Regions from separate parts of the Homo sapiens genome. Here region 1 is linked to region 2. A link is a loop called in an ENCODE intact Hi-C map of the cell type or tissue named here. Cell type or tissue: chondrocyte. All regions are shown on one strand.

Region 1 (2,500 bases), 420 kb after region 2:
CATAATACATACCGTCCACAAACTTTTTGAAGATCCCTCATATAATCTCATTCCACTCTGTCCTGCGATGCTTCCACTGAGAAATGTGTGATATTCTTATGGAAAGTCTCTGTATATACCACATTGCCTTTCTCCTGTTGCCCTTAAGATTTTTGTTTTTGGAAAGTTGACTAGAATGTGTCTTAGTGTGAATTTCTTTAGTTTCATCATGACTGTAGTCCTTTGAGCTTCTTATATTTGGATATCTATTTCCTTTTTCACATTTGGAAGGTTTTGGCTATTGTAGTTTGAAAAATATTCTGTCCCTCATTTCCTCTATATTCCTCTTCTGAAATTCATGTAATGCATATATTGATTCACTTGATGGCGCCCCATAAGTCCCTTAGGCTTTCTTCATTTTTCCTTTTTCTTTTTGTTCCTCTGACTCAATAATTTCAAATGACCTGTCTTTGAGTTTGCTGATTCTTTCTCTTGCTTAATAAAGTCTGCTGTTGATCCCCTATAATTTTTTTTTTCAAATCAGTTACTGTATTCTTCAGCTTCAGAATTCCTGTTTAGTTATTTAGAATTCCTGTTTGGATCTTTACAGTTTCCATCTCTTAATTGATATTCTCATTTTATTCACAGTTTCATTGTATATGTTTTCTTGTAGTGCACTAATTTAAAATGTTCCTTTTAAACTATTTGTCAGGTAATTCACAGATCTCCATTTCTTTTGGGTCAGTTTACGGACAGTTATTTTGTTCTTCTGATTGGACCATATTTTCCCTGTTTGTGTGCCTTATATTTTGTTGTAATTTTTGTATTTGAATAAACGGTCACCTCTTCCAGTCTTTACAGACTGGTTTTGGATGGAAAAAGATCTTCACCAATCAGCCCAGCTAGAGATTCTGGCGGTCTCTCAAACCTTTTACAGAGATGAATTTTTTCTGAGCCTATGTGTGTAATTTCACAACCAGACAAAGTTTTCTGGTTTCTTTTTCAGGAGTCTACAGTCTCTTGCACCCTCTGGTGTCTGTTTGCAGTACTACGGGTATTTTGGTACTGCCACCAACCGCTGAGCTCTCTTGTTCTCAGCAGTCCCCAGGCAATCAAAGTATGCCTATTCCTCATCAGCACTCCAAGTCAAGCAAGGCAGAAACCAGTCACTTGAGTAGTCTCAAAAAGCCAGCACATTGGACATAATTCCATTTTACTCTTTTTCTCCCAAGGGAGAAACCAGTCACTGGACTTTTTTTCCTCATCATTAGCTGTGGTGGCTTGGGGAAGGGGCCGACTCAGATGAAATGAAACAGCTTTTCTTACCTGTTTCAAAACCATGGTTCTTGGTTTTAAACTGGAGTTCTGTGACTTCATAAGTGATTTCTGGCCTTCTCATAAAGGCTTTATTGGACCACATATTGTTAAGTCAGTATTTCTGTAGGGGTAGAAGTCTGGTGCTCCCTATTCCTCCATCTTGCTGACTGCAGACAGGCTTATTTTTGTAATCTCATAAAGCATTCTCTACATGAAGAATTTACAGTAAGGAAGTTTCTTTGATTTAGAACAAAGGTATGAAATATCTTAAACGTCCATTTCCGCCTCTCCCTTTCTGATTTTCTTTTTTTTTTTTTTTTTGCATTTAAAGTATATAAAGACATTGTACTGGACACACAATCTTATATACCATCTCACCTTCATCTCTGATTCCAGCGAGGCTACAGTAAACAGTTCGGCATAGGTATCAACCCACTTTGGGGTAACAATGTCTCATCTCAATCTTACACTAAACATACTTCTTTATTACTTCCCTAGGAGCTTGTTAGATATCTATACGTCTAAGTCTTAAGTGTATTAACACAGAATCGCAGGAAAGGCAGGCCCCAGAAGGCAACCCTTGACTCTCCTCAAGGAGGGAACAGAAGCTGACAGACCAATGCCTCTCTTTTTAATTCCTTAGGTGGACAATTTAGGGATATAGCTTCTGGGCCTCACCAGAAGTAGTAGTCATCCTCAGAAGTAACAAACTAGATAGTGCATCATTGTATTGGCTTTGCCTTTTTCTATTTGATTCTTCAATTCCCTCATTTCACTTCTTGGTCTTGTGGGGTGGAGGTACGTGACCCAGGCTATGATGTACATTAATCAGGGCCTTACTCTACGTGATCTCCTTTTGTTTTCTGTTAAAAAATACAGATACGTTTCCTCTCTTCCACTAGATTATATTCCTTTTAAAGGTAAAGGGCCTCATTTAATTCTGCAGTCCCATAATATGCACTCATGATTTTTGTCCAATACATGCAACAATTTCCCATTGTAGATGGCCTCACTAGTCCCAAATGATTTAAAATGAAAAAAAAAAACTTTCACAAGCTTGAAAGCTAATCATTTATGCAAAACTTTTAAAATCCAGATCCATTTTTATAATGTTTTGTTGCTAAAGCCCAGTTTTTAGACTTGGTCAAATATGCTCTATTTAGATAATGCATCTCAGATATCCATTTACTGATAGTAAATATAT
Region 2 (2,500 bases):
TCTTCATTTCTGAAGCCTCCTATAATGTAAAACTTTGATTAAATACATTTATTATTATTTTCTCTTGTTAATCTGACTTTTGTTATAGGAGTGTCAGCCGTGACCTTTATGATGGGTGAGGAAAGGCATCACACCTTTTTTCTCCTACAACTTCCCAGTCAAAATGAGCCTATTCTCTCTTTTACTGTCATACCAGGCTTCTTTTTTTTTTTTTTTTAACTCTGTCACCAGGCTGGAGTGCAATGGCGAGATCTTGGTTCACTGCAACCTCTGTCTCCTGAGCTCAAGGGATTCTCCTGCCTCAGCCTCCTGAGTAGCTGGGACTACAGGTGTGCACCACCATGCCCAGCTAATTTTTGTATTTTTAGTAGAGATGGGGTTTCACCATGTTGGCCAGCATAACAGGCTTCTTTACTCACCAAGATGCCTGCTAACAAATCTGATAAAAATCACCCTTATCAACAACATCATGGAGAAATCAAGAATTCTATGAAATCAGCGTTCTCCTTTGCATGGTCGATAGCCCCCATGAGATCTGGTTTCCTCATCTCATACTACTCCCTGCCTGGTTCAATGCCATAGTCATTCCAGCTTCTTTTAGCTCCTGCACTGATCTTTTCCCTCTCTCTCCCTATGCAGCTTCACACCTACTGTTTCTTCTGCCTGAACTTCTCTCCTCAACTAATTTCCTGTCTGCTAAGCCAGCCCTCACTCATTCTCATACATCCAGTACTTCACAGGGAAGTTATCCCTGTCACTCCTCCTCTAGCATCCATGTTACATTGTCTAGTATGTACTTCTCAGTAGACTTGCACCACAGTGACAACTACTTGTTCAGTGGCTGTCTCATTCCTCTGGGGGATGAGATTCCTGAGTGCAGGGACTGTCTCTTTTGTTTATCTCTGTATCCCCAGCACTGAGCCCAAGACCTGGAACACACTGAACATCAGACAAATCGTTGTTGAATGAATTAATCAGAGTTAGTGAGAGAGGAAATGCATGGTTTGCCCCAATGGAGATATATTGCCTTTCCAAGCACAGTTTAAAAGATGGTCATTGGGCAAGTATGGAGTCCTCATTAAGGTTAATAGAAACAGAGAACTTTGCCTAGGATTACATGAGCCTGCTGGTTAAGAACAACACTTTTTTTTTTCATTCTTTTGGTTTTTTTAATGATCATTAAATTGTACCTACCTTCACAATGTGACCAGTATCATACTGTGGTATCAATTTCAGACTATAATGCGAGTCTGCCATCTACTGGTGCTACGGGGTAGTACTATGAAACCTCTGACAAGCATTTTCATTTTCTCTGGAATCTTCTGGGTTCCAGAAGCTAGGAGGGGCATAGATTCCAACATGCCCAACCATTTCATTTTACCCAAAGGGAAACCATTTCCCACAGAGTATAAATGACCACCCTGGGCCATACAGCTAATCGGTGGAAGGTCTGAACTCTAACCTAGGCCTCCTGACAAAATCAGCCTCTTGGTTCTTATTCTTCATCGTAATTCTGGATACTAACTGAAGTACATCTGGTCAACAGTGTTGACCTTGACTTTTTCCAAAAGGAAATGGAACAATTGAGACTTGTTCAAGTTTACACGCCAGGAATCTCTTACCCCCTTGTATAAAGCTCATCACATCCCAGAAAGCATATCTGCTTTCTGTCCAAGGATTTCCTGGATCTGAAAACAGCTGTACAGGATTGTGTGGGAAAGACTAGATTTACAAAACTTGGAATTTCGCACCAGAAACTTAGGCAAAGATGTGGTGCAAGACGTGCACTGCCTGCCATTAAATTGTATGCCATCAGCAAGATCCTGAGGGATTCGAAACACACCAGATGTTTGTGTTCCGAAAAGCCATGATCTTTAATGGAAAAACTGACAAACCATAATGGAAAGAGCTAGGAACTGCCATCCTAATAAGAATTGACAGGATCAGTGTAGAGCCTTCCAGAAAGGCCTCCTCTGTTAATCTGGCAGAATTGGCTACAGAAGCACTAGGTTTTCCAATAGGTACATTTTTAAAAAAATTTTTTTTAGCTACCCCAAGGGACTAGATTTAACCATAGTCATCTTTTTATTGTGTGGTTTGCATGGAAACACGCCTGTTAACATTCCTGAGATCAACGCAGAGTCAAAACAAACCAAACATCCCAGTACCTGCCAGAAGAGTTTCATCTTTCCCTAACAATTCTTGGAACAGAGCACTTTAGGGACTGAACTTCTAAAACAAAGGAAAGAAAGAAGATGTGGCTGCCGGGAAGTTCTCACTGGGTACTTCAAAAAAATTTCCCTGGAACTCTTTGGCTCGGAGTGTATCTTTAAAATTTTTCTTTACTCAAAACAGTACCGCCAGCTAATGAACAGGTCCAGGCTGGTCATTTGCTTCCATAATTTGGAAAAGTAACACCTTTACTTCATATCTCTGGGACCATTGTTGTCCAGCGATCTGACAAAGGAAAATACTGTCGGGTCCCAGGGGGTTTCCGATC

Evidence for each region. A loop is a pair of places that touch in the nucleus more often than their neighbours do. Peaks named below come from ENCODE experiments on the same cell type or tissue, not always from the same donor. Only the 100,000 strongest peaks of a DNase experiment are listed, where the experiment ranks them.
Region 1: it touches region 2 in a loop (2.5-fold over the local background); 9 of 110 quality-filtered maps call a loop at or near these places.

Annotation. Positions count from the first base shown.
Region 1 is chr10:58,529,802-58,532,301 of GRCh38, reverse strand. The region is part of intron 1 of BICC1 (BicC family RNA binding protein 1); the gene reads right to left. Among named protein-coding and RNA genes, the nearest start is that of BICC1, 18 kb to the right of the region's middle. RefSeq lists a silencer at 891-950. In chondrocyte, a CTCF peak has its summit at 1,010 (motif pointing left); no DNase peak of the experiment used is centred here.
Region 2 is chr10:58,951,614-58,954,113 of GRCh38, reverse strand. No RefSeq gene overlaps it. Among named protein-coding and RNA genes, the nearest start is that of LINC00844, 47 kb to the left of the region's middle. In chondrocyte, CTCF peaks have their summits at 1,055 and 1,261 (motif pointing left); no DNase peak of the experiment used is centred here.